Regions from separate parts of the Mus musculus genome. Here all the other regions are linked to region 1. The links are chromatin loops, found by intact Hi-C in ENCODE. Cell type or tissue: left cerebral cortex. All regions are shown on one strand. Each heading gives the region's core, and the rest is flanking DNA. Links, peaks and the distances in the headings are about the cores only.

Region 1 (6,400 bases), core at 731-5,730:
TTGGTACCCAATCCCCCAAAGTCCAGTCTCTATCCTGAGAGAAACCTGTGCCTGGTTCTGCAGCAATTCTACATTAAAGACTTCCTTCCAAACACCATGATAGGAGTCTCCACCACCAAAGCATCTACAGGTGTAAGGTGTTGGAAACTCCACCTCCGCCCTAGTGCTCTGAGGGCAAATGGGGAGGGGGATGCAGTATGACAAGTACTTCAAATGACAGCTCTGCACTCTAATTCTCTAGCAGAAACAAAGGAGACAAGTCTATGGTAAGTATGGATAAGATATGGACACATTGTGGGGTAAGGGTTTTGGCAGGCTACGCTGAAGATATAACCTTTATTCCTCTCACAATTTCTCTGGGAAAATCTGTCCAACTCAAAACAATGAACCTACAAATGATCCTTAGGGGCATAACTCATCTGGAAGCTGGAGGCTGCGTTCACAAGCATCTTCTGCCTGTCAGGCCCAATAGATCAGAGCAGGGAACAGCACTGATTTACAGCCTTGGCCCTGTTGCCAAATTCATAATTCATAATCCTAATTCATAGTCTTTATCCTTAAATTGAGAGCTATAATATGTCTGCCCCAGATACAAGGTGGTTTCTAATGAGCATGGCCATTTTTGAATGAGTGCCTTTCAAAATCGACAGTACTAGTTCATTTACTCCACCATATTATGCATTCTGAGTTCATAGTATTGAATGTAGGAACTGTTTATAGGAATATGATTTCTGCGATTAGTGCAAGTACCCCAAAAGAAACATTATAAGCTCCGTCTTTACTCGGTTTCCTTGTTTATCTTGACCTATATATGATTTTCAGAATATTGGCATTGCCCAAAATCTTTCTAAATTTAAGGGTGTTAATTGAACATATTACAATGCGCATGTTAGCTGTACATTTTAGAATGCCTCAGAGCTGCTCTTAAGACATGAAAAATTGATTTCTGCAACACTGGGTGCAATAACAGGGTGGTACAAGCGCTTAAGACAAATGTCCAAAAATTAAAAACAAAGGTGGAAGGATACAGCGAGTCCCTTTCATGCTCATCTAGTGTATTATTTTGAAATCCACTCACAGATGAGATGGTAGACAGATCTATAAATGATAAGAGATATGCAGTGATACACATATACTCTTTGTTTCTCAAATACTCTTAAATGACTTGGATTAAATCATTGACAAATATTCATTCATATTTGAACAAGATTCACATTTCCAACTTTCTTTCTTTTTTTTTTTTTTTTCTTTTTTTTTTTTATTGGTTTTTCGAGACAGGGTTTCTCTGTGTAGTCCTGGCTGTCCTGGAACTCACTCTATAGACCAGGCTGGCCTCGAACTCAGAAATCCACCTGCCTCTGCCTCCCGAGTACTGGGATTAAAGGCGTGCGCCACCACCGCCCGGCTATTTCCAACTTTCTTAAAATTAAGCTTTGCCATATATTTTGATGAAAGCGGTGAGGGAAGAAAACCAAAGAGCCTCATGACTCTCAGGGAAAACAATGTTGACTATTTATAATCCCTTCTGGTTTGGTCTGATAAGTACTGAGCTGGTATTACAGCAGAGTACAGCCGGCATCTCACTCCTCTAACATGTTCCTCTCACCACAGACTCGTTTACTTTTATGTTAGAACAAGTGCATTTTGTACACCCTGTCCCTTCAAACCTGAGTAAAATAAGCAGGTATTTGTCCCTTGAAAAAGGACACGCTCACCTAAAGCAGCCATTGTTTTTCCAGTGTTTGCAAGTGAGAACAATGGAGGATAAAAAAATGCCTGGCTTGCCTGTGGCCATGATGAGGAAGGGGCATAGCATGGAGGACTCAAATTCAAGGGTGTTGGCCCCAAACTCTGCTCTCTACACTGTGCCCAACTGACACACAAGCCCCCAGTGCACCTTTACATTTCCTCTTTCAGTAAAACATAGTGCAGAAAACTCTTGTTTTGAAGTAAATCAAAATTGAAACGAAACAATAACCAGGTGTCCCTGTGGCTAAATCAGTTAAAGGGCCTGACTCATAACAGGAAATCCTGGGTTTAATTCCCAGTAGGACCTTCTGCCTTAAGCAGCTAACTCACTTTCCAGTTCTCTCCCTTGTAACACTCAGGCCCTTTACTTCTCAACATTGCTTCAATAAACAGAAGAAAAGAAACAAAACAACAAACTACTTCAGTGCAGCATTATCTTTGGCCTCAAATATAGACTTGCGTGCAAAAGCAGCAATCCTCTGCTTTTCTCTTGCCTTTACCCAGACTTAGTCCAATGTTGCAGCAGTTTTCAAGCTGAAGTATAAGCACAAAGCCTTTCCAATGTGCCCAAAGGCTTAAGGAAACACAGAGTTAACGTTTCCAGATCTCAGACTCATTCTTGAAGCTGCTCAAACTGTAGAATCTGGGATCTAAGAGTCTTTCCTTTCACTGTTCAAGTGCCCACCCGCATTACACACACAAACACACACACACACACACACACACACACACACACGCAGGCATACCCCCCCCCCATGCTATAATTTGGGAAATTATTCCCGGATGTCAAGGAGAGGGGCACATCTAGAATATCACTTTCCGGAAGGAAATTCTTAGAAGTGAGACCAAATCAACTTGAGGAAGATATATTTGAGAGGAACTTGTTTCAACCATGGTACCAACTGTCTACTCATCTGCATCTTGGGTGAGCCACCTATTTACCAACTAACACCAGTCACTCAGTCACCTATCCACCTACTAATCTGTCTTAGAACAGAGGTGTTAATCAGATGTATGAATTTTAGGATGAAATCAGATATTTTCTGGTGGAAAGTAGCCATGATTTGGGTGAGCAGTTTCACAATGAGGCCTGATTATCTGAAGGACCAGATTTATAAATTGAGCTAAATCTATACCCCAAGACTTGGATAAAACTGCATTTAGCTTATGTATATTATATAAGATAAGCAGTGAGATATGCTGAAAATATTTTATATGTTAACGTTTTTATCTCAAGTTCAAAATATGTGAGCAGACAGCAGATTTTTTTATGAGTTTAAGACAGTTTTTGATGAGAACAAAGACTTGTTAACAAGTGCCTGATGCATTGCACACCCCCGCCTCTCTAGCCTGGTCCTTAGCACAGCCCCCTCTGCAGCCTGGTCCTTTGCACAGTCCCCTCTCCAGCCTGGTCCTTTACACAGTCCCCTCTCCAGGGTTCTCAGCTACTTCTCCATTGCATTCCACTCACACTCAGCCAGGAAATGTCCACCATGCCTGCTCTCTCCTCACTTAGGCTCAGATCTTGGGCACTTGTGGAAGAAAGAAGAGCGTTGGCACCATGGTTTCCTGGCATTCAATGTGGACTGGGGTGCCTGATGCTGTTTTCTTCCCTCCTCCTCCTCCCTCATCTTTCTTGTTTTCCACAGTGGCCATCTCTCACATTTGTCAAGCCTCCCACACCTCCTCTTACCAACAGCCTACAACATCTTCATCCAGACCACATTTGTCTTGCCTAAATTCAGTCCCTTCTATAATACAACTGCTCTTGGTACCCTACGCCTCTTTCCCCAAGAGGTCTTTTTTTTCCTAATCCCACCTCCATTCCTCTATGCCTCCTACTCCATCTTCAAGCTCTTGTTCCCATCTGCAGTTGGAAATACTTCGGTTTCACACATTAAAATGAACATATACACCAGGAGCACATGTGCCTTCCTGCTGGTTGCTTACCTGCCTGGAACCATCTCCTTGTTCTCCTGACCTCTCCCTCCAGTGTGCTCACTTGTACCCTAGTCTCCTTTTTACCAGTGTTGTTGTTGCTCTTATCACCCAAAGTTGCTGGCTGCAAGACGGGGCATTCTCTTTATAAAATAATATTTTTCAGGGCTGGAGAGATGATTTAGAAGTTAAGAGTGAATGCTTCTCTTACAGACGTTAAGAGTTTAGTGCCCAATAACCACATCATATGGCTCACAAATGCCTCTAACTCCACTCTAGAGAATCCCACATCCTCATCTGGCCTCCATGGGTACCTGCATGTACATTCACACACACACACACACACACATACACACGTGCACACGCAGGAGAGACAGAGACTGACAAGAGAAATTGATAAATACATATTACAAAGAATGCCTTTCCTACATTTCCTTGCACAATCTCTGCCCCTCCCCCATCATTATACTTAAATGTAGGACATATGTCACATTCACAGTCTTGATAGACTTCTTATCTCATCAGCCCACTCTGTCTCCCTGGATTCTGCCTCCTGTTTATTTGTTTAAAAAGTACCATCTGTCTCTAAAGATCATGTTGTAAGAACTGTCAGTATATACTCTAGGCAACTGGATCAATCTCCATCATTTTTGTTTCTACCCTTAGGCTGATAACGTGGAAATATGCATATTTCACTCAGACCTTGTTTGCAAGCTTCTGACTTACACATTTGACTGTCTCCTTGAGAATTTATTTTGATTAGCCTACAGGTACCCGAAGTTTAACATACCTAAAGCTAATGTCTACCTCATCTCAAGGGCACTGTACATCACCAATTTAGACTGAACCTACTGTTACCCTGAACCTCCCTCTAGTCTTGAATCTTCATCTGTTTTCCACAGTACAACCAGAACAAGAATTGCAAACCACAGAAAAACTGTCATTCATTCTGCAGCAATATGGTTGGAAAACCTTCTGCAGGCTCCTATCACCGGGTGCTCCCTTTTCATTTGTTCAGTTGCCATATTAGTTAGACCCTAAGTGCACAGTCTTAAGTCCCTGGCCTGGCTTTCATGACCCGGCTTCCCTTGGCCTTGCTCCCGGTGTCCATCTCACCTCTCCCCACCCCTAGTCTGCTTCTGAAGTGATTTGAGCTCCCAGCCCTTGCCACTCCCCTCCCTCTGCTTCTTTTGTCTTTTATCAATCAAAAACTTTAATGCAATGTTGTAAGGTCCAATTATGATGCCTTAAACCACATGCAACATTTTTACAAATTTCCCACTCTTCCTCCTACTCCTACCACTCTCTGCCTTCAACTTGGCCATTCCTCCTACTTAACACACAGGTTGCAAATCAAATGTTACTGATCCTTGAAAACTTTTACTAGCATCACAATGAGTCTTATTTTTACCTTTATCCATCCATGATGCACTGTACTTGGTATTGTATTGCACTTGCGCTGTGTTGTCTCTTAAATATTCATTAGTTACAATCATTTTTAAGTCATTGGTTTCATTATGCGGTTTCATACATGCTTATTCTCATGATCAGCCTTCTCCCACTTCCCATGCTTCCTCACCACAATGTTCTCCTGTGTTTTCATGACATAGATTTCATTACCTGCTTCTCCCAAAACACACCATGGTACTTTTCTAGTTTCATGATTATATCCAGTATATATATTATGTGTGTGTATATATATGTGTGTATATATGTGTGTGTATATATATGTGTGTGTATTATATATGTGTATATATATGTGTGTGTATACATATACATTGTATATATGTATATATGCATATATAAATATCATTCCATTGACATCTAACCCTACCCTCATAGACTCTCAGTTCATCCTTTCTCCCTGTTATCCACTGAAATCTGAACAAAGCCAAACAACTTCTGACTTTCCAAATATTATTTTTAACCTCCAAGGAGGAGTTGTTTTATTCAGGTAGAGATATTTTATAAATGTGTTTTTTCCCTCTGTGTGAGAAAACACAAGTTGAAAATAATATTACATTTCTAAAAGCTCGTGCTCCTGATCCCATTCTCTTTCTCGGTGTGCCAGAGGCATGAACTTTTAGACCCCCAGCTGCAGTTAGGAAGATGATTTATTAAACAGACTTAAATGAAAGGCAGCTTGGTGTGGATTCACTTGGATTCACAGTCCATGCCTTGGGGCTGTTTTAGTGCCAACTTCCTAACTAATTCAGAAAAGAGAAAGTTCTCTCATTATTTCGAGTTAAAGAGCTGCACCTACCAGCTCTTGTCTGCATGCGACAGAAGTATCAAACTAAAAATTGAGATTCCGCTGCTCACAGTCCATGTAGATTCTCAACTGTGCCATGGTTCGCATATAAACTGATTGCAAGACCAACCACGAGAACCATTTTCAAGCGAAGCCTCTAGCATTTGAGATATTGAATCCTTTTTTTTTCACAATGGTCCTTCCCTAGTATTATTAGTCAGACCATCTACCAGTTCTCTTTCCAAACTTTCCACACATTTTATAAAATCAACTTTAAAATTAAAATAGAAAAATATAAATGTCTCAGTGAACTTTATGGAGAAACCCTAGCTGTATAAACACACAGAGAAGAAAGAAATCACCTGAGTGGCTGTCTCAATTATTTCTCAGAGTAGGCATGTGAGAGGCCTGTCTAGGAGCTGGTTAGGCTGATAGGGCATACCTTAGACCTAAAGCATCCAT
Region 2 (6,400 bases), core at 955-5,954, 190 kb before region 1:
TTTTATCTATCAACCACCTTGGCAACATGATACAGATCCCAAGTCCTCATTCTCTAGACCTATATCTGGTGGTTGTAGTTCTGATCTCTCCTCCACTCTGGGAAGGTATAAATTCCACTCCACAGTTATGTTCTTATTTAGCCTCTCACAGTTAAGGTTAAGTCCTGGGTCTTCTACTTTTTGGATTAATGTCTAATGAATTAACTTAATTTTCTTTCCCTTTTCCTTACCACCCCGGCCCCACCAACCTATGCTCTGTGTGTGTGTGTGTGTGTGTGTGTGTGTGTGTGTGTGTGTGTGTGCTCTTGTGTATGTGCTCATGCACACAGGAACACATGCTTGTGAGTTTTGTGTGTTTATATTTGTGAGTACCAGCATACCTCATATGTCACCGCTACTTGTGGCTAGTCTGAGGACAACTTCAGGTATCAGCATTTGCCTTTTATGGTGTCTGAAACAAGGCCTCTCTTACTCCTCACTGACTGCTCCATTCAAGCTGACCCTCTGGCTTGCAGAAATGCTCTTGTCTCTGCCCCTCATCTTGCTTGTGTGTTCTTGTGATATGAACCCAGGTCATCCAACTTCCACAGTCATTTACCTACTGAAGCATTGACCAGCCCCTTGCTACTGCTCTCTAAAAATTAAAGGCCTTTCTGCCTGTGCACAAAGTATTTGAAAATTCTCAGGCCACCACTCAGGGGTTTTTGCTTTTGTTGTTGTTATTGTTGTTTGTGATATTATTTTTCAATTACATTTATGGTTTTACTCCCAAAGTTGAATGGAGTCATATTTGTCATTTAATAATGCACTCATTAGAAATGTCTTTTGTATGGATCCCCGGGTGGGGCAATCTCTGGATGGTCCTTCCTTCTATCTCAGCTCCAAACTTTGCCTCCGTAACTCCTTCCATGGGTATTTTGTTCCCCATTCTAATGCCAGCAAGATTTTGCTGACATGACCCTGATATAGCTGTCTCTTGTGAGGCTATGCCAGTACCTGGCAAATTCAGAAGTGGATGTTCACAGTCATCTATTGGATGGAACACAGGGACCCCAGTGGAGGAGCTAAAGAAGGGTTCTGTAACCCTGTAGGAGGAACAACAATATGAACTAACCAGTACCCCCTGAGCTCGTGTCTCTATCTGCATATGTAGCAGAAGATGGCCTAGTCATCCATCATTGGGAGGAAAAGCCCCTGGTCTTGCAAAGATTATATGCCCCAGTACAGGAGAAAGCCAGGGCCAGGAAGTGGGAGTGGGTGGGTTGGGGAGCAGGGCAGGGGAGGAATTTCAAGGTAGCATTTGAAATGTAAATGAAGAAAATATCTAATAAAAATTGTTTAAGAAAAAAAAAAGAAGAAATGGCATTTGTATTTATTTTTTAAAAGCCTAAACATCATTTTTCCAACCATAAAGAAAGGAAGAGAAATGGTTAGCCATGCTGGCTCACTCACTCCACCATTTATGGGCTTCCAGGTTTACACCACCTCATGAGAACTCAGGCTGTTTGTCCAACACATTATGGCTTAATCCGAAAGTGAAACTTCAATTCCAATCCCTGAAAATCTATTGAGTGAGAAATCACTTTGTTCCTGTCTTATCAAAATTGTCACAGCTCAGTTTCTCCTACCTTACCAACCTCAACTTCCATGATTTAGGCCCATTCTCAGACAGCCTTTCTTCTCATGTGCCTGTGATAATATTCACAGTCAAGAAGCAAAGAAAGATGCTGCATTTCTGGTGATAATTTCTCATTTTATAATTCAGTGTCTGTGAACAAGGGGTTAACAAAACTATATCTCTTACTTTTGATCAACTGAGCTCTGTTCCCATAGCTATCAGATCAGTGTCAAGGCCAGAGTCAGGATTTGCCAGCTTTCTGTCAGGGTCAACTATACCACCAGAAAACATTGCTAACAATGAGAATGAACCCGGGCCGGTAAATTAAACACAGAAACTATAAATTTTACTTGTACAAACAGTGGGTGTGACTGCCATGTTCTTGGCTTCCCTGAGTTCATCTTTACTTTTAACTGGCATTTCTTTCAGATATCCTCGAAGATAAGCCTATAGATTTGCTGAGAAATACATTAGTTCCTAAGAGGCATGCTTTCCTGACCTGTGCAATGTTTTTTTCCCTTTATTTATTTATTTTTTAAATTAATTTTTAATTAGTTATTTTCTTCATTTACACTTCAAATACTATCCCAAAAGTCCCCCAGACTCTCCCTCCACTCCCCTCCCACCCACTCCCACTTCTTGGCCCTGGTGTTCCTCCATACTGAGGCATATAAAGTTTGTAAGACCAAGGGGCCATTCTTCTCAATGATGGCTGACTAGGCCATCTTCTGATACATATGCAGCCAGAGACACAGTTCATCTTGTTAGCTTTTTTAAATTATGTTTTCTTTTTCATAGGTAAACAATTGTTTATATTTTTGGTGATCACTATACTTATGAAGTATTTATGTTTGGTGTGTAATTATCAAATCAGAATAATTAGCATATCTGTATCCCTATTTCTTTGTGTTCTGTTTGGAATCTTAAAACAATTTTGGTTGTTCATAAAGTATTCAAAAAGGAGGCTGGGAGATGATTCTGCTGAAAAGTTGGCTGCTTTGCAAAGATAAGAACCAGGGTTCAGATTCTCAGAACCATGTAAAAGCCAGGCAGGCATGTATCCACCTGTAATTTCAGCCTTTGGAATGCAGAGACAGCATTCCTAGGGCATCTGGCTACCTAGACTAGCTGGGTATTAGTAAATTTGGGGTTCTGTGAGGTACCCTGCCTCAATTAATAAAATCAAAAATGATTGTGAATGTCAGCAAATATCATCTTTGGGTCCCCACATATACCTTCACCCAAATACACATGCATGTGCCCAGACATGTACAAATATGCATATACATGCACACTTAACTTTATGCACAGACATACAAAATATATGCATTGTAAATATATGTGCAAATATATATGTGTGTATACATATATATACCGATTGTATATATACATATACACATACATCATATACATATACACATATACATATACACACATATACCATAGGGGTTTTTTGTTTGGTTTTGTTTTGTTTTTGTTGTTGTTGGGTTTTTTTAGCTGTAATTGTACTACTGTGGAATGGGATGGTAGATGCCATCCACTGTCTCTAGCTGTGTCTTGGTACCCAATTTAAAACTCCTTGCAGTTCCCCAACTCCTCTTTTAAGCTCCTAGAAATCACTAATTTCCTTTGAGTTCAACATTTTTGGCATCTATTCATGTAATATTTTGATCTTGTTCTCTTTCAACATGAGCTATGCTATTATGTAACTGCTATGCAGGATTCTCACAAAGGATGACTAAAAGTAACACTACCAGAGGAGTTGTGTTCCCTCTCTTCCAGCTCCCGAGCACCCTGGAATCAAGGATGACACACAAGAGTGAGCATGAATACCCAGGGAAGCCATGAGGAATCCTTAGGAGGTGCTATAGTGGCCAACTTTAAACCAGTCATTGCAACCGGAGAAAATAAGCAAATGCCAAGCTTCGTCCTTAAAGTACTGGGGCTTAAAGTTGGACAAAAGTGGTTCCCCTGAAGCCCAGTCAGAGTTCTCACTAAAAGGAAGAGTTAAAAGCCCATTACCTAAAATAGCAAGGAACCATCCGGTCTCTGACTCCTCCATAGATAAGGAAAGAAGGTAGGATTTCAAATTCTTGCCTCAAGCAAATGACAGAAATTTACATGTCAATGTTTTATAAGTATGCAGAAGAAAAACAATCAGTTAAACATAAAATAGTTTCTAGCCTAGGCCGGAGCAACAGCTCCATTGCTTAAGCACTTGTTACAAACACAGGATGGCCTGAATTCAGACCCCAAACACCCACCTAAAAGATATATATGATGCAATATCTATAATCCCAGAATTGAGAGGATAATGGTAGGGGGAAGTCCCTGGGCTTTTTGACCAGCCAGACTAGCCAATCAGCAAGTTCCAGGTTCATTCAAAGTGTCTCAAAAAAGTAGAATGTTACTAAGGAAGCCATCTGACCTTGACTACTGGCTTCCACATGCACACTGTTGCTTGTGCACCACACAATCAATCTGCACACATGCATGCACACACACAGCACTCACAATACACCAAAAGTAAATTCCCAAAATTAAAAAAAAAAAAAAAAACCTACCATAAAGTGCTAGTGAGTGGTGGTACCGCTACAATTAAACTTTTTCCTACTTACTAAGTCTCATCAAAGATTTAGAAGTTATCAAACCTTGATCTTTATTAAAATTTCTATTACTTTCCTCCCATCAAATTTTTTAAAGTGAAATTTAAAAAAAAATTAATTTTTATTCAAAAAACTATTAAAAGTACAGTTCTAAATGAAGAGAATCCAAGTAGGAGACTCCTGCATCTAGTGGGCTGTTGAATTTTTTTTCTTAATTCCTCTATATTTCTGTCAGTTCACCTAAAGAATGGGTTTGATGTGGCTCCTTGGGCTGAGAAACAGATATAGGAACTCACATACAACAAAGAATCTGCATAGTGGCACTGAGAGGACCCCCAGCAATAACATTCTTGATGGAATTGCAAGGCTCATCCACACAGTGCATTTCTCTATCTGACATTTCCCCTGTTTCTCTCATAATGTGATAAAATTTTGTAACTTTGAGAAAAAAAACAAAACAGACATAACAGACATGAAGGAAGAGAGAGGGCTTTACTTAATCAAATCTGAAACTGTGATTCACACAGACCCAGATTTACAGCAATGGAATTCTAGAGAACGTCAATTACTTGAGTAAATTATGCCCACACTCTAAAACTTAGGTTTTCACGGGGTCTCAGACATCTCCCTCTGGGAAATATCAAGGATCTGAAAAGACTGCCTTGGCAAATCTGGAACCTATGTCACACCGAAGAGTACCATTGTACTTGGAGAAACAGCACTGCTGGCTTCACTGCTGGTCTGTGTCCTGGAATAGCTCCAACTCCGGAGGATGAGAACAACTGGACCATAAACAGGTAACGAAAGCGAGATGTGGGAGGCCCCGATGCTTGTCATCCCACTGCCCTTCATCAGAGTGGGATAAAGACTGGGCATCTTCTTTCCTGATTGCAGTAGCTGCATCCCACTCCACTAGCTGCTATGTGAAGAAGGCATACTTGTAAAGTGCATCCCTGTCTAGAAGACAGACTTGTGAAATGCATCCTTTCCCACTCCCCTGTCAGACCCGGTGAGCATCAGTGAGTTCATGTCCATTAAATCATAGAGCTTTTCTGAAATAAACTACTGCCCTTCTCTTTATTAAAGGAAAGAACATAATCATGGTGTGTTGCTACTTCCAGAATGTGGAGAAAGTGAATACCACAGCAATACTAAAAGCCCCCAAGTGAGAACCTACCCTATTGTGATGAACAAGGGGAAGGAAGGGGAGAAAAGAGAGAGGCTGTCCTAATGCCAGACTTGATTAAAAAAAAAAAGCCTGCTTCCAAAAAGCTCTTTCCTGTCTCCCTGATTTTAAAGGGGCAGGGAAATGGTTAATAGGACTGAGGATACAAAAGCATATCAGAACTAAAAGTTAATTTCAAGACGATGTCATCCACTTATTTCAAGAGATTCAGGAAGATTAGGGCCTGGCCTCAGGTAATAGGGAAGCCAGAAGCAGCAATCAAAACCAAACCCTCCACCTGGAGGTCACACCTTCATTATTTAAAGTCTGTCATTTAAGCTGGCCCCATGTCATTTCTATGGTTCCAAATCTTAGCAACTAAAACAGGCTTTTGCGTTCAAGACTCAGATCAATTGTGTTTAGCATGGCTTTTATAGGAAAAAAATTCTTCTAAGTGTTCAAGAAAACTTTCCAGCAAATAAAACCTTCCTCACACCAGATTTTTCTTAGCTCCTGCAAACTAAGGGCCTCTGTAGGGTTATTGGGTAGCTCCTCTCTGCCACAGGGCTCAGTTGCGTGGAGAGGTGGACTCCTCGGGAAGTTGAGTGAGCTTACCCCATGCTGCTGTTGGGCCATAGGGAAGCTCAAGGTGTGGGAAAGTGTAGACTGAGGTGTGGGAAAGTGTAGACTGAGGTGTGGGACAGCCAGAGCTAGCTCAGGGGTCCCCTGGCCCACAGAGAACTGGGCCATGGGGTTCTCAGGCTTTTGGACACCCAAGCACCTCTGGAAGTCTCAGAAAACTTGAGAACAGAATCTGGGCCCTCAGGCTGGATCTAGACCGGGATGGGGGTTTGCGGGTGGGGTTAGGAGGGGAGAAAGAGTGGAGCTATACTTTCCTCCACAGAAGCTTGGGATTGGTGGCAGTCATGGCTGGGAGTGAGGAGAGGTTTTCTATAGGAGATTAGACAGCAGCTCTAAAGGCAAAGACCTTCTCTAGGGCTCCCTACAAGT
Region 3 (6,400 bases), core at 701-5,700, 2.0 Mb before region 1:
ATCTTACGTCTATGAATTGATGCATGTAGTATGTCACCATATTAGTTCATTCTTTTCTTCCCTGTACTTTCTAAGAAGCACATTTTAATCGGAAACACCTGAATGTTTGAGTCATGGTTGAGTTAGTAGCTTTTAGTTATTTTATTAATTATTGGCTCTGTGACCTTAAAACTTTGAAATGATATTGAAAAATCAAGGAGAGATAAAGTTCTTCCTTGGACATTTAAAGAATAATTTGAGGCAAAACAAACAAATTCCACGCACTAAAGATTAAATTAATAGCTAATATAGCTGTGACCTTCATAGTTCTGCAATTTTACATTTGCTTCAAAGCATATTTCTGACATTTCTGAACATGAAGCTCATGAGTGAAGAATATTGTGGCTTCTAAGTCTTACCCCAAGCAACTAATTTTTTTTAGCAGTGTTGAACATCTGGTTTATCTCTGATATATTTATTAAGAAGTTTTAAACATAATTTGGGCTAAAGGTCTAAGAAATGACACTCATTTTTAGTATACCTCAGTGACAAACATACCCCTCCCCCCTTAGTTAGTTATTTCTTGAGCTTTGATTTGACTTGTAAGGACACATTGACTTTCTAGAATCTGCTATTAAGTTTCTTCATTTCCTAATGGGAAGGGAACTATCATTGAAGATTCAAATAATCATTGAGTGGAATGCTGTTTCATGGTTTCTGCTTTTGGTACTGTACTCCCAAAACGTTAAAGTTGAATCTCGAATTTGGAAATACCAGTGCATTAAAAATAATAATACTGATCACTAGGTAGGGATTTCTTGAGAGTTTACACAAAGGGAATTATCTCAGCCAGCATTAAATATCTCTGAACAAAACAATAACCCTTAAGCACTATTACTACTATCCATCCTTTTTATTCTTGTTTTTGTTGATAGTCTGGCAAACAACTCCTTAGTTACTATAGTTACAGTGTATCATTCCATTGAAGAATATCCATCATTTTAAGAAAGAAATGATAGGATTTTGATTTCTTTCTATCATCAAAGCTACTTTGTCAAACTAGATAAAAGTAATTATGATTGTTATGCCACTCTTTACTAAAGTACGACTGAGCTGTCACAATTTATATATTTTGGGACTAGAAAGGGAACTTGTTTTCTAAAAGTAAAGATTCTAGGTAAAAGTACACAGAAATCCAGACTACTTATGCTTTGCTGGTTGAACTGAGTATTAAGTACAGTATGTTTAGACTCTTTTATATTTTGCAATGTTTTGGAAAGATTATTAAGCCCCAGTTTTTATCCATTAAGCACTTTATTATATGTATGTTCACATATATGTAATCTTATGACAATTTACATGCAATCTCTAAGCTATACTCTAAAGTCAATCTAAAGTCAAGCTAGTTAGGAAATAGCTATTCTAAAAACAACTCTGGATTTTTATTATGTCTTGATGTATGCATATAACTGGATACAATGAATCCCATTGGATAGAAGTCCTAAGGCATTTGAAAGGCTTTGATATCATTCTATTAAAAGCCCTATGGTGAAGTATGTAGCAAAACCTTTGTTTTACAGATGTAGTTGTGTTTTTTTTTTTTTCCTGTAAATTCATAGCAATACTCTGCACTCAATCTCTGGCAGGTGACCACAAGTAAGTGATCACAGGTAAGATGACACTCACTCGTTTGAGAACATAGAGTTGGATTTTCTAAAATAGCAGCCCCAAGAGAATTAACTTAAAAAATTTATGTCAATGTATTTGATTAGAATGCATTTACATTAAGGTAAATAATGTCTGGTAAGTTTTATGAGTATGAAAACATATAGTCTCTTGCAAAACCCATAGGCCTATGTAGATCTAAGGTACAAATCAAATGTCTCCCCAAATTGCTCTCCACCATATTTTAAGACATATTCTCTCAATGAACATTGAAGTAACTCTTTACATGAGGCTGGATAGGCCAGCAAGCCCTATGTATTCACCTGCCTTCCTGTTCTCCAACCCAAGAGCTGGCATTTGGCTTTGGGCTAGGTCCTCATGTGTGTCCAGCAAGCCCTTTTAAGCACTGAGTCATCTTCCCAGCTACCAGAACAATTTTTTGACATCAACTTTTACAGCATGATCTGGGAATTTCCCCCCAATTCTTCAGTAATTGTTTTTCTTTCTAATCATTGAATTTGGTAGGAAAGACTGTATGTTCTCTACTAATTTATTTTTTTCTAAATAACCTTCCTTTTTTTTTTCTCATTTAGTTTGGTTACCATGCTTTAAAGTTTCTTTGGTTCCATTGCTCTGATCTTTTTTGGATCAAGAATAAAAAAGCAATATGTTTTGATGGGCATTGAATTGTTTCTTTATACAATGATGTTAAATTCTCTGCTAATAGACCAGGAAGTGCATGAATCACCTCGCTTTTGACTAATGTTCTTCACTACGACTGGAAGAGGGGAATTGACCATAGTTTTCAGCCTTTGTTTCTCACGGAGTGCTTAACCAATAGCCAAATTAATTCATTATAATATTGATTTTTATTTCTCAACTAAGAATTATAAACTCCAGATGTGTCTCTCCTGATTTCTTGTGAAATGTCTGCAAGTCCTGTATGACTTCCAACTCAAACTTCAGGGTTGCTTTTACGATACTCACTCTTACTTCCCTAGAAGCAACATTAGAATACCTGAACAGTGTGTTCCCCAACAATACAAAACATAGCATGGGATATCATTTGTCTAATTTTCTTGAAAACTTAAGGGTTTTGTGCTTCAGACTGAAATTCAAATACTGAGCTGAGAGATGACTAGGCAGTTAAGAGCACTTACCTAGGTCTAGGGTTTGGTTCCCAGAACTGTGAAAAAATGCTCATATCTATCCAGAGTCAGCTCTAGCAGGGATTAAAACCTTCTTTTAGTCGCCTCTGGTGTCCTCAGGAACCACATGCATGTGAAGGTAGATGTCTGTACACATTTACAAATTAATTAATTCATTCATTCATTAATTTTAGAAAAATGCTATACTTAAGGCTTGCTGAGACCTATTAATGACTGCTTTGTAAACTAGCTATCAGAAACAATCTCTTTCCAGTCATGTAATAAATAAGTTTCATTAAAGCATATTAGAAAGAAACAAATCTTTCTGTCTTATTTAGTTGTTATTGGTTTTTGTTTTTTTCTTTTTTAATGTATAGATAGACTCGTAGTCACTTTTTTATTGTGCATGTTTTGACTTTCAGGGATAAAATAATCTCTCAGAGGGATTAGTGTTTTGTTTTGTTTTACTTTACTGCAGTGTGTGTTTGATATACTGTGCTGTAAGAAGTAAATGCTCCAACTGAAAGGTTACAGTACTGAACACAGCTCAAGAGGGTGGACACAGTCCTGATCAAAATCTGTTCAGTTTTGGAAAAGAAACTGAGTCTATCTGTGAGCTGCTGGAATGTGCTGTGGTCTCAGCTATGACCCTGTCACAATGCTGTGTCAATGAGATTTAAGTAAACAATAAGTTCTTATTAGAAACAATGTGAACAGAAAACTTTCCTGATTTTTGTGTTTTCTCGTTTCCAACAATATTTATTTTACTTATTCCTTTGATACTGTAATGTGTTAAGGAATGGAAAACTATAATTTAACAGTTTATTTTGTGATTTTTTTTAAGAAACCACAAGTTTTCCTCTGCTATTTTAATACTGAACTGAACATATGCTAGATACACGAAGCATGGATGAAACAGATTGCTCGGTATGGTAGATCATATTTCAGAGGATGTTTTATCCTATTCTTAAACCAAGAAGTACTTAACAGGTGAAACAGAATGGCTACCAGAGCCACAAAGCAGGCTGATGAGACACCATTTCCACTTAGCAATCCTGATTAAAATCCATTGACAATTTGTTCTCTTTGTTGTTTCTAGCAGTGTGGGGACCTTCAGTGTGCACTGATGATGAATCAGCCTTGGAACCTGGTGTGTTAAGCTTGACTCCAAATGTATAAGTAATTTTTCTATCAAATATGACATTTGGTTGTACTGTATCACTGTTTACCTAAAATTATAATCAGAAAATTGACATTTATCATTAATTCAATATGTAGCCCCTTTGTTTCCATGTGCATATTTGTATTCTGACATGTTCCATGATATTTGCAGCCTAAAAAAGGAAAAATTAACATATATATATTATGTTTTAGAATCCGTGTAGAATAAAACATGATCTTGATGTTTGGAAGGTTATTCAGAGTTGTGAAAATTATCTTCCTCTCTATTGTTTGCGTAATATTTATACCACTCCATCAATCCTGATGCTATTGTCAAAGTAAACTCTTGAGGACATTTTTTTCTTATATAGTAGTAGCTCTAGTTCTTTAATACTCCATGTAGTTCAGACAAGTGTATAATTAATACATATTAGGTATGCTTATAACACATGCATGCCTTCAAAAAATTACTCTAAGTATACATCCTTGCCTGTAATAACTACTTTAAGAAGGAATTCTATTTCAGGAACACTAAAATGACGCAGTCAATGAAGTGCTTCCAAGGAAGCATCATGATTTGAGACCTACACTACCCCCACCCCAAACACTTAAAAACTCCAGGTCCTAGTGAGAAATCCTGACTGATGAAACAATTATGAATTAACAGCTCATTAGAAAGAACACCTAAGCTGTCCCCTGGCTTCCCTATGCACGTGCACACACACACACACACACACACACACACACACACACACACACACACACATACACACACACACACTCATACATGCATATATGTGCACATACTCCTTACACACAAGTATCCCATTCATTCGCATTCCGAAGTATTTGAATTTGCATAGACAGAAATCTGATGTAGAGGATAGAAATGAAATCTAATATAGAGGATAGAAATAATTCAACCCAGGCTGACGTTGCATTGCTGTATGAGATCACTGAGCGTAGTCAACCTCAGCCAGCCAAGAAGCTGAATCCACTCCAGGGCACTAAAGTTTCCTCATAGGAATTTTGTTGTTGTTGTTCTCATCAAACATTCCATAATATTGGACCGGAATTCTCTTCTGTCATGTTGTACTAACTGTGGATTTGTGTGGCAGGGACAGAAAAGGGGGAAGGGTTGATTAGTTCTGTAAATGAAGCCATTCCAATGACTGACTGTGAACACATCAGTGATCAAAGAGCTAACAGTAAGTGGCATAAAGCAGCACAGAGGGATGAATATGTTCTGTCTGATGGGAAAGCTGAGATATTTGTGGTGTTAAAGTCCAATAGTACTTACTAGATGCTAGGAAAGGGCATTATGTAAGGAACCTAAATAGGGCTAGCATAATGAAGTCAGGTGTGAAGAGTAAGCTTTAATGTTGTAAAGCACAGGATTGTTGCTACAGGGTACAATGATGTATTATATATTCTGCTTTTAAAAAAGGAATGAAATCTGAAGACTCTAACCCAAAGAAATTATAAATATTTTTAAAAGTAAATATTTTTATTATTTTAAGTTCCTTCTTTCCAACCAACTCCCCTCTTCATGTGTTTGTGTGTGTGTGTGTGTGTGTGTGTGTGTGTGTGTTTGTGTGAGTGTTTGTGTGTGTGTATGTGTTTGCACATTAGTTCAGTAACTCTGGAAGTCAGAGATACTGCTTTGCCTGGAGTTGGTTTTAAAAGCTGCTGTGAGTCACCTGACTTAAGAGCTGAGACCTGAATCAGGAGCAATTATCGATCAGTACTGGCTTCTAACTGTTGAGCAAAGGAGATGACAATATTAACTGTTCTTATTTTATTATGACATATTTCATATATTTAAATAATCATCCCAATAGGTGTCATTCACAAATACAATAATTATATCCTGGTGTAAAATAAGATAAATAGTATAAGTGATTTGAAATTCTGATTTGTACTAGGTTTCAGAATTACACTAAAAATGGCTGAAAAAACAATTAAAGAAACACTTAACATCTTTAGTCATTAACAAAGTATAAATCAAAACTACTTTGTGATTTCTTCTCCATCCATCAGAATGGCTAAGATCAATAAAACACATGATAGCTAATTCTCTAGTAAGAGGAATACTTCATCCATTGCTGGTGGAACTGAAAATCTGTACAACCACTATGGAAATCAGTGTGGCAGTTCCTCAGGAAGGTGAAAATCAATCGACCACAAGTTCTAGCTATACCACTCTTGTGCATACAAACCAATATGTTATATCTTATTATAGAAACTCTTGCTCAACTGTGTTTACTACTGTTTTAGTCATAACAGCTAGAAACTGTAAACAACCTAGATGCCCCTCAACATATGAACAGATAAAGAAAATCTAGTGCACTTAAACAAAATGAATATTACTAGGCCATTAAAAAGAATGAAATAATAAAATCCACAGGTTAATGGATGGGATGATTAAAAAAATATATCATCCTGAG
Region 4 (6,400 bases), core at 637-5,636, 2.0 Mb before region 1:
GACTGCTCTTCCAGAGGTCCTGAGTTCAGTTCCCAGCAACCACATGATGGCCCACAACTATCTGTATTAAGATCCAATGCCCTCTTCTGGTGTGCCTGAAGATAGCTACAGTGTAAATACATAAAATAAATAAATAAATCTGTTTAAAAAAAGAAATATGAACTATCAAAGTCAGTTTTAGATAAATATTAAAAATACTTTATGTAGCTTAAATATTAAAACCTGTCCACCCACTTTACTTGGCTTTGGTGTACTGATAGTCCTTTATATAATCATGTAATTACATTGTAATTTCCCATCACTTGTTACCTATCATTCATAATTACCGTTAAATTATCATATAACACGGTGAAATGCTTTTTGTCAGAGCAGTGTCTGCCAGAGCACCATGAATTTAAAAAAATAAATAATAATTGCTTTAAATTTAGCATCAACTATTTCTGAATAAAATTCTTCTCTATTTATTGAGGGCATCATAATACTGTTTGATTTATGATGATGGAGTACTATTATATGGTTTACCCCTAGCTAAAACAATTTCTATAGTTATAAACAGCACCATCCCTACACCACAGGATCTTTAAAGTATACTTCCTCAGGTTCTAAGACTAAAGGAAAGCATACAAATGAGGGTATAAGCTATGGAGACTGAGTAGGTGGACCCATTCTCAAAACTTCACTGTGTACATGGATCACTGGAATGGCTTAACATACGTTGGTGGTATATCTTAGAGAGCCACACTCATGTGCATAAGGCCTACATTTTAAACATCACTCTTTCATGAACCATAAAGCTTAGAACTATTTTCATTGTATAAAAAAATAAAGGAAAAGAAAAGAAAACCTGAAAAAATCCCAGTATGTTTCATCTCTGAGTAAATAAAATCACTAGAATAAGAAAACAGACTAGCTAGTTTATTCTTTAGAAAATTTCAAGTGAGTTTTCTTCTTCCTCTTACTTCAGTGTTAGCCAAAAAAAAAAAAAAAAAAATGTTTTCAATGCAATTGAAAAAAGACCTGAGTAGTTGTTGTGGAATAGTTTCACTGATGGACAGGAGCCCTGTTAAATAGCTGCAAGTTTCTCATCCTTACCACATAACAGCACAGCAAGAGAGTCAGCAGAAAACATGGTCCTAATTTCACTAGCTAGAAAACTCAGCAAAACCACCAAGCCAAAAGTGCTTCAAGCAGCAGTGCACTGGCTTAAAAGGAAAAAAGGAAATGATGTCCCTTCAGGAAAGATGGAGGTGGGAGTAACATGGGACTGTGCTTAAATACTAGTGACACAAGAAGATAACACTTCAACACCAAAAATCTACTGAATGGCAGGAGAGAACAAAATAATAGCACAAAAAGAAGAAGAGTGGGGCATTCTCTATCAGACACCCTCATCTCTTTTATTTCTCTGGAGAAAGAGGAAAGAAATTACTTTTGGCTGAAATCAGTGAAAGACAAAAATAGATGAACTTTTTTCCTTAAACAAACCTGTCTGTACAGGAGCCTCATATCAAAGCTGAAATGTATGAGAATGCTTCTGTATACATAACGATTTTTAAGAGAGGTTTGCAAAACACAGAATATAGGTCTTGTTCAAGGTCATTCTTTTTAAAAGAGAAAAGGGAAGTCACTGAAAGGATTGATCTAGAAGATGAAATCACATGTCAACTCCTTTCAAGCTGACTCTGCTCGCCCCTGTCCTGTGTGGCCCATAATTCCCAGTTGTTTGTTTGTTTTGTTTTGTTTTCTATTAGAAATGACGAAAAAATGATTGTAAAGTACGAGTTCCTGGCTGGGAAACTCACTCTCAGTGTCATAATCCATCAATGAACAAGAACAGAATAGCTATGCCTAGGGATAATGTCTAACAAGCTGGATAGAAACACCTTAGCCAGCATTAGCCTGCCTTCCTTCCTTCCCTCCCTCCCTCCCTCCCTTCCTCCCTCCCTCCCTCCCTCCTTCCCTCCCTCCCTCCCTCCCTCCCTTCCTTCCTTCCTTCCTTCCTTCCTTCCTTCCTTCCTTCCTTTATTCCTGCCTTCCTTCCTTTATTCCTTCACTCTACTTTAGGAGCTCTATTTCCTCATAACATTTAACCTAACTCCACAAAGGAATGGCCTTTTTAAACCGCAATATTTGTCTGAGCTTCTGAGCATTTAAAACTTGGTTTACAGATTTGTCTGCCTTCCCTGAAGAATGGGTGAACAAATATAGGAACTGACTTGCAAAAGATGAAACCTTAAGTGAGTAAAGGCTAAAGAGAGGTGAAACAGAGATGGGAAAATATGTATTATTCAAGTACTAACATTCTTCACCAGAAATTTTATGTCTGGTCATTCTCACATATGTGATTGGCTTGCAACTTATTATGTTGTCAATATTCCACACAAACTTAGGACAAGAAAAAAAGGCATCTCTCTGATGTTTATCACAGAAGGCAGCATTGTTTGTAGGATTTTTTGAATGATAGAAGATTCCAAATAAATTTACTTAAAAAGAAAAGACATTTGATATGAAATTCTCCTTAATTCTTTCAAATCTTGTTATTTTTAGTTTTTTTTTTTATTTTTTCCTTTATACCTTTTGGGATCTGGGCAATGATACTATTTTATTTTTTTCCTCATTAGACCTCAGACAGTAGAGTATGCATTGTCTTACTGCCTGAGTTGAGTTAACATCTATATCCTTCCTCTGAGTTGAAGTTATACACTAAATCTGTATGAAAAGTGGCTTTCCTAGACTTCATGTTGGAAGTAAAAGATAAGTTGATTACATATGCTACAGTTTTTGTTGTTGTTTTTGTTTTAACTGAAGGCAAAACAGGACTGCAAATGACCTGGTGTCATCTGGAAGAGCAGGAGAAGACAGAAAGAATAGGTATGTCGAAAAAATGCACTTAGCTTCAAGGTTTCAATCCTGATAAACCATGCAATGTTTGAATGTCAAACAATTTTTGTAGCCAGCTTTCATCACATGGTCTTGAATATTCATATATATCGGGAATGAAGGAGAGGGGCTCTAGTCATAATAGATGCTCAAACACCACCGCCCTACTCATCTCCAATCTCCCTTCCTTCAGACTCAGGCAGTCACAGGGGCCACAAGGAGCCCCACTGTCTGCTAGGTGCTAGCTGAGCTCTCCAGCCCCGCCCCATGTAGTGTCAAAGCAGACCTGCCAGCTGCAGTGGTACAGCCCAGCCCCCAAAGCCCGCTGCATTCACGGCCTTGTAGCACCACCACCCTGCAGCAGCAGCAGCAGCAGCAATTCTAGACTCCAGAGAAGGAGTCCGGACGTCAGCGCGCAGGGACAACTAGAGCAGCTACACATTAGCTTGTGATCTGCAAATGCCATCAGATGGATAGCTACAGAAACGGAGGGGATGGAAGACAATCAGGCAGTCTCCCTGCACACCCTAAGCAGCTTTTGCAAACAGAAGACACCACGGACACACTCAGTTCCACCTTCATAGGTCAGTCCCTATCTCTGCCTCCTAGAGCAGGGAACCACTGACCCACCAGGCCAAACTAGCAGGCAGTTCGGGAGGCAGGAGACAAACCAGCACTCCTCAGCTGAAAATTTCAGACCTTCTTCACTCTGGAATTAAACATTGACAAGACTACTTTGGAAGTACCTTTATGTTGTTAATTCAAGCGCCCTCAAGAAGGAAGTGGAATTTTCTGTAGGGAACAAGCAATGGTGGGGGAAGAAGGTAGAATGTACAAGGTACAAGAATAAGGCGCTTCGGAAGTTAACTAAATTTGTTCAGCCTCTTCAAGTGAAGGGAATCTCCATTTTCACATATCAGATCTAGTATGTTAATTAGGCAGTCTTAAATCCAACCTGCTTTTAAATCAAAGCACTAGATGGAATTTTCAAAATACCTATTGTACAAACAAAAACAAACACTGGGGCACAAACCTCTGCCCGTCTCTGAGATAAAGCAGGTGGGGCCAGGGCTGATGTTGTCACTGGGGCTGGGGCTGGGGCTGGGGCTGGGGCTGGAGCTGGGGCTGGGGCTAGGGCTGGGCTGGGTGGTGGCTATTGGTTTTTGGCCTCCTTCTCCTAGACATATAAAAACGACCTCTTTTCATGTATATATTATGCCACCTCAAATCAAAGCCTGGCAGTTAAACACCTAGTCTCAACACACACACACACACACACACACACACACACACACACACACACACACACACGCACACTCGACAATGAATTCCTTTTCATCCTAAGCAAGTCCCAAGAAAACTCCATTTCACATCAAAGTCTCGAGATTCTTAATTCACAACTACTGAAAGGATCTGGGAAGATCCTGCACATCAAGAGAACCTTGGTACAGAGGTTAAGGGGTTTTGGGGAGAAAAAATAAAAGATCTTTGATAGATGTGGGGGGCGGGGAAACAAACACCGGATCTCACTTCAGTATCTGGAGGGTTGGCTACCAAATGGTCCGCAGCAACCATAGCCTGAAGGAAACATGAACCGTTCATCTCTGGCACCTTCAGACAGGTTCAACAAGCCTGGCCCTTTTCAAAAACTATCCTCAGGCTTGATGTATTCATGGATGGATAGATAGATAGATAGATAGATAGATAGATAGATAGATAGACAGACAGATAGATTTCGCTACCACAATAAGTGTCCAGATATAGACTTACATTTTATATACCAGAAACTGCATACCCCGTCACTGAGCAAGCGCTCTTGGATACCCAGCCCTTTCTAATGATTTTCAAAACATTAATAAGTAAAGTAGCCTGCAATGCAGATAAGATGCTAGAAACAAGACCTTAAGGAAAGTGGGTGAGGCAAGTAGTCCTTCATTGTTACCTGGTGCCTCTAGGGGGAAAGACGGTCATAGGAAGACTTTCTGCCGGCAGGTAAGATCCAGGCAAGGTGGCTCCAGGTGGCTTTCACAGTCGTACTGGGGTCTAGCTCATCACTTCGCTGCCCTTTGCCATAGCTCAGCACCCGCATCCTAGGGAGTCAGAGAGGTGGCTCCTGCCCCTGCCTTCGCTGCTCGCAGGTCGCGCTGGGTGGGGAATCAGCGCAAATCGCCCAAACCGGTGGCTCCGCGCCCGGGGAGCGGGCAGAAGCAGGGCGGCCGCGCACACACAGAGACACGCTCACACACACTCACACATTCTCAGCCGGGCGCGCGCGCACTCACACTTGCACAAGCACTCCCAGAACCGCACCGGGAGGGAGAAACAGTTCTGGTCCTTCTCAAGATCCGGTCCGGAAGCCCACCAGCCTACCGGCAAAAAGAGCAGTCGCGTTCTCACATAGCCCTTTGATCACGTTTCCTTCAAGTTCTCCTGCAGCCAAATCCTTGGAATTCAAAAGCTGGTGACATTTCGCTGGGCAGAAAGGGAGTCCTGGAAGGGCTGTGGAAGCGTCGGGGATTCGTTAAGCAGTTTGAAAAGCAATCCTCATTACCTTGTTTGTACAGTAAACCAGCTCGGAGTGCTGAAGTTTGGGCTTCAAATGTTGTGGACAGACACATTCATATTCTTCGGACCAAAACAGGAAAGTCAAGATGCAGGGAATTAATACAGCTGCAAGTCCCTCTCTTGACCTTGCGATGTACCTGGAAGCTCGTTAATACAGCCACTTTCCAAGCCTCTGGATTAAGTGATCCTTACACCTGGGTTCACAGCCCATCAGCCTCCCAGAATCCAGCCTGGAAAACCGGTCTGGGTGTCCTCCATGCTCTGCGAGAACCTGGGCACGGAGGGGCATCTCTGAGTTAACACGTTTGCTTCTGGGCAGTTGGAAAAAAGACTGTCAAATGCATCTGATAGGCGCGCGCACATACACAGGCGCACAAACACACGCATACACACACGCAGCTAGCTGAAAAGAGGCTTACAAAACACTAGAGGAACACCAAGATGACTTGAAAAGGTGGAAAACCTCCAGATTAGTGCCGGGAAAACTGAAGGGCCAGCCGGGAGATTCCAAAAGTCTTCTCAGGTCTTTCAATATTCACATTTCTACGCCTCTCTCTTTCTATTTCTCCTTTCCAGAATGTTTCCTGGATCTGCCCCACCCCCGTCGAGTTGCGCCTTTTTTTTTTCCCCTAAGATAACCGACCACACAACATGAATTACATGGGTGCGTTGTGCCCACAGCTCCACAAAGTCCAGAATCCTAAGGACCAGCTAGCTAAGAAGCCATTCACATCTCACATCTTCAAGGGAAGAAGAAAAGCTCGCAGGCGAACACACACACACACACACACACACACACACACACACACACACACACACACACACACACACACAGCTCCGGCTGCTCTGCACGGGCTCACCACCTCCCTGCGCCGCTGCACACAGCGCGGTGGGCGCCCCTCCCGCTGGCTGAGGCCCTGGGACGAGTCCTCAGCTCAGGCTCAAGGCGGGAAGC
Region 5 (6,400 bases), core at 497-5,496, 200 kb before region 1:
TCTGTAAATTTTAACACCTGTAAAACCCTGTGGCTGCATTCCTTGGCAGGATACAGAGAATATGCTGATGTTCTCATGTAAAAGGGTTAGACTCTGGGTCAGAAACTCAAAACAAATTTCACCTCCATTTTCAAGATCTTCAGGGAGACATTCAAAGCCATGCTAAAGGAATGGCATTATTTTCATTCATTTGGATCCTGGGTATTTCTAATATCCACCATCCAGATGTGAGTTGAGTTTCACCAACCATCTTGACAAGTAAGACATCTACACACAGTAAAATGTACCAAGGACACCAAAACATTGATAGTAGCCAGCCAGTGTTTGAAAACGATGGAGGCTGGGCTCAGCACAAGTACTCCGCTGTGGTTACAGAACTGGCTAAAGGATCAAAGTGATATAAGAAAGGCAAACATTTCTTCCTTCCCTTCCCTCCTTCATCTTCTCCATTCTTCAGCCCTTGCTGTTTGATAGATAAATCGGAGCTTTCCCATTCCCTACCAACACTAAAAACACAACAGAAATTGAGGCAATGTCCATACATATTTGAAATAATGTGTCAGTTGCTTGTATTATATTTGGATTTCAGCTTTAGGATAGTAAGAGACCATTGCAAAACAGAAATTTCTTTTTAAAAAAAAATTCCCCCCAAAATCATGATTGCTATGAGCCAAAACAATAATCTAGAAATTCCCTGTAAATCTGGGTTGGACCCACTCTCTCACTGCAGCCTTCTTACATGTTAGCTTCAAGTCAAACATGATGAAACACTCAGGAATTTGTCCCTGAAATCAGGGATAAATATGATTATTTTAAAATCAGGGTCTCTAAGATCTGGTTTGTGGCCTTTCTTCTACTACAGAAACAAACGCAAAGCTCTAGATTGGGGGCCAGGATTGTAGTGTTCTCTGAGTCCTGTGGCTTTATGGTCTTTCATTCAACACAGTGTAGTATAAAGGTAGCAGAAGTCCAGGCAGAGAGGGCATGGAAGGTGGTATGAGGATGCCAAGCAGCTGGGTAGTCCTGCGGAAGCTACACATCAGCCCAAGGCCACCTAAGCCACTTAGAGACACATGACCTTTCTGGCAGTAAGACATTTTGCCTTTGAGAGATTTGTCAGTTGGCCTGTTTTGTAGGAATTTGTTTTGCTTTTATTTTGTTGGGCTGGGAATGAAGCCAGAGTTTTTCTCTATGCTAAGCAAGTTCTTTAACAGAGCTCCATCCACAGCACCATGTTTTTGATTTAGTATTAGACAATTAGTTTAACCATCTCAGACTGATGGAAATGTTTACCATGAACATGTTTTTCTTATGCCAAATACCCTTTGTATACAACTTATTACTGAGTGAGATAAAACTAAAATGTGTCACAGTTTCTTTCTCTGACTTTTTAGTATTAAATCACAGTCCTTTGTACAAAAAGAAATTGTTTCCAGGGAAATGTTCTTAGTATTGTATTATCATACTTTGCACTGACAAAATCCCTAAACAACCTGTCAAAATGACAAAAACTTTTTTCAGTAGACACTATCAGACAAATTAGACATAGATCAGGTTCCACATAAAGGTTTGTTAAAGTTATCTAATTTAAGGTTCATGAAGCTATTTCTGAAATAGCATTTCATTGTATGAAATGCTGTATGCTTGGCATATTTAAAGCCTATCAAAGTTGTGACTCATTAGGGACTTCTGTTAGATGACTCTTAACAAAAAAGTCAATTGTACATTTTAAGAAGGATTAATATTCAGTGAACAAATCAAAAGGCATTTTGTTCATCAAAGATTAAGTGCTTCAGAGGTATTAGAGAATAAGAAATCTGATGATTAATTCTCTTTAAAATACTTTTCAACTAAATGTAGAAACGCACCAGTCTTGCTTTTGAACTAGAAAATACATTTCTATATTTATCGATCTCCAAATCAAGACAGAATGCTATTGTAATTCAGAATTCTTTTCTTTTCTTCTCTTTCTTCTCTTCCTTCTCTTCTCTTCTCTTCTCTTCTCTTCTCTTCTCTTCTCTTCTCTTCTCTTCTCTTCTCTTCTCTTCTCTTTTCTTCCATGTGCTTCTACTGTTATTTCTGGTACTACACAATACTTATCCTGAAGCAAACACAATGTGAGTCAAACCCACATCTATCTCCAAAACAGATTCGTCATGTGCTTTCCTATTAGATGGAAGTATAACCTAAGAATTCAGGAGAGATACATTTGGCTACATTGAGCTCTATTTGAGAGAGTTGCACTAGGCATTAGAAATAGCAAAGTAGGTAGCACGGATCTTTTCGCTAGGAAAATCTGATAACTTAAATTATGATGGAAGAAAGAATCCCCCAAGTTAAAATCGTCAGCTTGCTACAGTGAGAGAAGCGTCAGCCGAGAAGCTTCGATGGAGGAATTGCCCGGATCAGATTGTCTGTGGGTCTGTGAGGGATTCTCTTGATTATTAATTGATATGGAAAAGCCCAGAGGAGTAGCACATTCATCAGACAGCTGGTCCTGGTCTGTATAAAGGGACCAACGAAACATGAGCCAGAGAGTGAGCTCAAGAGTAGGCCCTGAAGCAGAGTTCCCCCACGGGTTCTACCTGGAGTTCCTGGTTAAGTTCTGCCCTGACTTCTCTCAATGATGGATTGTGAGCTGGAAATACAAGCCAAATAAAGGCTTGCATGTCCATGTTGCTTCTGCCATATAGCAGAAGAAAACCAAACAGCATTCCAAACTTTTCGTTTCCCGGGGTGATTTCATCTAACTTCCGGCCCTCTCCACCCGCAGCTCCACCTGGCACTAGGAAACCTCTCTTCTACTTTTGGTCAGAACTGGGCATCCCACTGCATCTCTGCCTATGTCTACATGGCAGAAGTTCCCCAGTCAGGAGTTTACTTGTGTAAACTCCTTGATAACATAGAGCCCTGGCCACCTGAAGTCCTAATATAGGGTGATTGCCATGAGAATGGCTCCCAGAGTCTCATATATTTGAATCTTGGTCCCCTTTAGTAGAACTGTTTTCGGAAAGACTTGGTCGTATGATCTCAGAGGAATTGTGTCACTGGGAGTGGGCTTTGAGGTTTCAAAAGCTCATGCCAGGCTGAATCTTTCTTTCTCTGTGGCCATATTTATGGATAAATGTCAGCTTTTAGCTACTGCTCCAACGTGTTGCCTGCCTACTGACATGCTCCCGTCCATGGTGATCATGGACTCACTCTGAAACTGCAAATGAGCCTCCAACAAAATACTTTCTTTTCTAAGTTGCCTTAGTCATGGTGTCTCTTCACAGCAATAGAACAGTGACTAAGGCAAACACTGGCTTCAATGAATTATTCATATACTGTGTGAATTATGGAAAGAGTGAAGAAAATTAACACCATACACCGTTTTAAAAGAGTAGGAGCCCTTATGAGTGTGACTAGTTCTTAGTCAGGGTGCTTTTAAACTGACTATGTAAGCCTAAATGAGTCCTCCCAGCGATCATCTGAGATTAACATTTGTGTTAAGTTAGCATTAATGCAACAGTGCCCATCTGCAACTCTTTAACCAACTGAGCCAAGTCCTGGGAAGAGTATGCATTCTAACTTCTGGCCAATTCTCAGTGCTCTGGATGAATGGCTATCTTTTCTACTGAAAAGAACTCCTGTTGTTCCAATATGTTTGCCAACTATGGTTTCCACATTTGAGGACGTCCAAGGGGCATTTCAACATCATACTCTAGACCAAAGGTTGATCTGGTAGCTAGTACTTGACTCTCTCATGGCTTGACGGGATTTTTTTATGTTCCATGCTTGAAGATATTTTGCTAATTAATGAATCTCACCCTGCTCTAAAATATAAGTATTAGGAAACTGTTAATGTTATTAATTATCCATGCCTAAAAAAAATGTGCTGAGGTACATACAAACTATGAAATTCCAAACTCAGCTGCTTAGTACTATGAAACTATCTTTAAAATAACAGGAAGGGAAAGTCCTATAATCAGCATTTGAAATATCATTTATCTAACTAGAAAATGAATAATCATAAGTACATAATTATAATGGATTATCGACCATTAACAATGTAGAGGGCCTGGGGATATGGCTCAGCTGGTAGACTCTGGTCTAGTACGCACTAATCCCTGAGTTCAGTCCTTGAGCATCAGACATGCATAAAACTGTCATGGCGGAACATGCCTGCAATATGAGGCAAGAAGGTCAGACATTGGAGGCCATCCAAGTTCAAGGCTAGCTTGGGCTACATGAGACCTTGTCTTTCAAAATTAATTAATTAATTAATCGATAAAAACAAAATTAATAAAGTCCATGTATCCTTGAAAGTAATTTTAAAAGCTTGTTGCTATACTGTGTTCTATCTGCACACCAGGTCTATTCAAACTGCTGTAATAGTATAAGATCAGTTAATGTAGCTTCAGACAACACTGGCCTGAGAATAGGAGAGTAAAACAAATAAAGCAAACTGTTTTGCATCTACTCAATTCCGTGGCTGAATCTTGATTACCAAGTCAAAGTTAATACAGCATTTCCCTAGAATCTGATTAGCCTGGAACTCATTTAGTAAAAATGTGAAACTCCTTATTGTTGCTCTAAAAAATATGGGTTGCTGAATAGCAGAAATTCTATTCTACATTCAGATTAAAAAAGAAAAAAAAAGTGTGACCTTGCAGAAGAGGAGTTTCCTTGATGAGGAATGAAGACAACACTTACCTGTAGATATAAGAATAAAAGTTTATAGATTGTTGCTAGGGGTTTATTCTGGTTTAGTAAATTTGTAGTTGTAGCTTCTCCTCCAGTAACCATGTCTTTACTAGCACTGAGTAGTTAGCCAGGTTTCTGGTGCTACATATGCCCTCCCATCCCCTAGCACAAACACCTGTACTATATAAAAGCTCACATGCTAGTTATAGGCTACTCCCCACAGAATACTCTTTATTCCTCTTTATAGTGATCTAGTAGTGATTTTTTTAATTAATTGTTTTATTTATTTACACTTCAAAAGTTTCTTCACTCCATCTCCTTCCCCTCCACCTCTGAGAGGGTACTCCCCCATCTGCCCACCCACCTTCACCTCACCCCTACCAGCATTCTTCTTCCCTGGGGCATCAAGTCTCCAGGAGATTAAAAGCATAGTTTCACACTGAGAACAGGCAAGGCAGTCCTCTGCTACACATGTGCCCTGGGCCACAAACCAGCCTTGTATGTTTTTTGAGTTCTGGCTTACTCTCTGGTAGCTCTTAGGGATTCAGTTAGTTGATACTGTTGTTGTTCTTATGGGTCAGCAGTCTCCTTTCAGCTCCTTCAGCCTCCCCCAACTCTTCCATTGGGGTCCCCAGTCTCAGTGCAATGGTTGGCTGTGAATATCTGCATCTGTCTTAGACAGAAGCTGGCAGAGTGTCTCAGAGGACAGCTATGCCAGGCCCCTGTCTGCAAACACTTCTTGACATTAGCCATTAGTGTCCATGTTTGGTGTCTGTAGATGGGATGGATCCCAAGGTGGAAAAATCTCCAGACAGCCTTTCTTTCAGTCTCTGCTCCATTTTTTTTTTTTTGTCCCTGTATTTCATTTAGACAGGAACAATTCTGGGTTAAAGATTTTGAGGTGGGTGCATGGCCCCATCCCTCTACTGAAGGCTATGTCTATCTACTGGATCTGGTCTCTTTGGGTTCTTTCTCCCCACTGTTGGGTATTTCAGATAATGTCATCCCCATTAGGTCCTGAGAACCTCCTGTGTCCCTGGTGTCTGAAACTTTCTAGTGATCCCCTACCCTGCCCCCACACCCCACTGCTACATATTTCTATTCATTCCCCTGGCCCTGTGGATTTCTCTCCTGTCTCTTCCCATATCTGATCTTGCTATCCCCCTCATTTTCCTTCCCCACTTCTCCAACCCAGTTCCCTCTATTCCTCTGCCTCCCATAATTATTCTGTTCCCCCTTCTAAGTGGGATTGAAGCATCCACACTGGTCTTCCTTCTTATTAAGCTTAATATGGTTTGTGAATTGTATCATGGGTATTCTGAGCTTTGGGACTAATATCCATATATCAGTGAGTACATACCATGTATGTTCTTTTGGGTCTGGGTTACTTCACTCAGGATGATATTTTCTAGTTCTATCCATTTGCTTGCAAAATTTATGAAGTCGTTGTTTATCCATTCTTTCATTTAGGGACATCTGAGTTGCTTCCAGCTTCTGATTAGAAATAAGGGTGCTACGAGCATATTGGACCACATGTTCTTGTTATATGTTGGAGCATCTTTTGGATATATGCTCAGTAGTGGTATAGCTGGGTTTTCAGGCAGAACTACTTCCAATTGTCAGAGGAACTGCCAGATTGATTTCCAAAGTGGTTGCACCTATCTGAAATCCCACCAGAATTGGAAGAGTGTTCCTCTTTCTCCACATCCTTGCC

Evidence for each region. Peaks named below come from ENCODE experiments on the same cell type or tissue, not always from the same donor. Only the 100,000 strongest peaks of a DNase experiment are listed, where the experiment ranks them.
Region 2: a loop joins it to region 1, with 2.0 times the contacts of the local background. A loop is called at or near these places in 2 of 42 quality-filtered maps.
Region 3: a loop joins it to region 1, with 6 times the contacts of the local background. A loop is called at or near these places in 3 of 42 quality-filtered maps.
Region 4: a loop joins it to region 1, with 2.8 times the contacts of the local background. A loop is called at or near these places in 3 of 42 quality-filtered maps.
Region 5: it touches region 1 in a loop (1.9-fold over the local background); 2 of 42 quality-filtered maps call a loop at or near these places.

What each region holds. Positions count from the first base shown.
Region 1 is chr12:59,519,201-59,525,600 of GRCm38, reverse strand. No RefSeq gene overlaps it. Among named protein-coding and RNA genes, the nearest start is that of Gm51997, 33 kb to the right of the region's middle. In left cerebral cortex, for the core only: no CTCF peak of the experiment used is centred there; DNase peaks (open chromatin) are centred at 2,784 and 3,477; H3K27ac peaks cover 983 bases.
Region 2 is chr12:59,710,412-59,716,811 of GRCm38, reverse strand. No RefSeq gene overlaps it. Among named protein-coding and RNA genes, the nearest start is that of Gm22673, 41 kb to the right of the region's middle. In left cerebral cortex, for the core only: no CTCF peak of the experiment used is centred there; a DNase peak (open chromatin) is centred at 3,409.
Region 3 is chr12:61,513,343-61,519,742 of GRCm38, reverse strand. It overlaps Gm20063 (predicted gene, 20063), which reads left to right. Exons shown (of 3, transcript NR_045049.1): 2 at 3,892-3,942. Among named protein-coding and RNA genes, the nearest start is that of Gm20063, 5.3 kb to the left of the region's middle. In left cerebral cortex, for the core only: no CTCF peak of the experiment used is centred there; a DNase peak (open chromatin) is centred at 3,765.
Region 4 is chr12:61,523,253-61,529,652 of GRCm38, reverse strand. Lrfn5 (leucine rich repeat and fibronectin type III domain containing 5) reads right to left here. Exons shown (of 6, transcript NM_001310586.1): 1 at 4,823-6,400. Among named protein-coding and RNA genes, the nearest start is that of Lrfn5, 3.3 kb to the right of the region's middle. In left cerebral cortex, for the core only: CTCF peaks have their summits at 3,222 and 4,819; DNase peaks (open chromatin) are centred at 1,205, 3,221, 4,457 and 5,164; H3K4me3 peaks cover 3,579 bases; H3K27ac peaks cover 3,019 bases.
Region 5 is chr12:59,719,913-59,726,312 of GRCm38, reverse strand. No RefSeq gene overlaps it. Among named protein-coding and RNA genes, the nearest start is that of Gm22673, 50 kb to the right of the region's middle. In left cerebral cortex, for the core only: no CTCF peak of the experiment used is centred there; DNase peaks (open chromatin) are centred at 1,145 and 3,308; H3K27ac peaks cover 459 bases.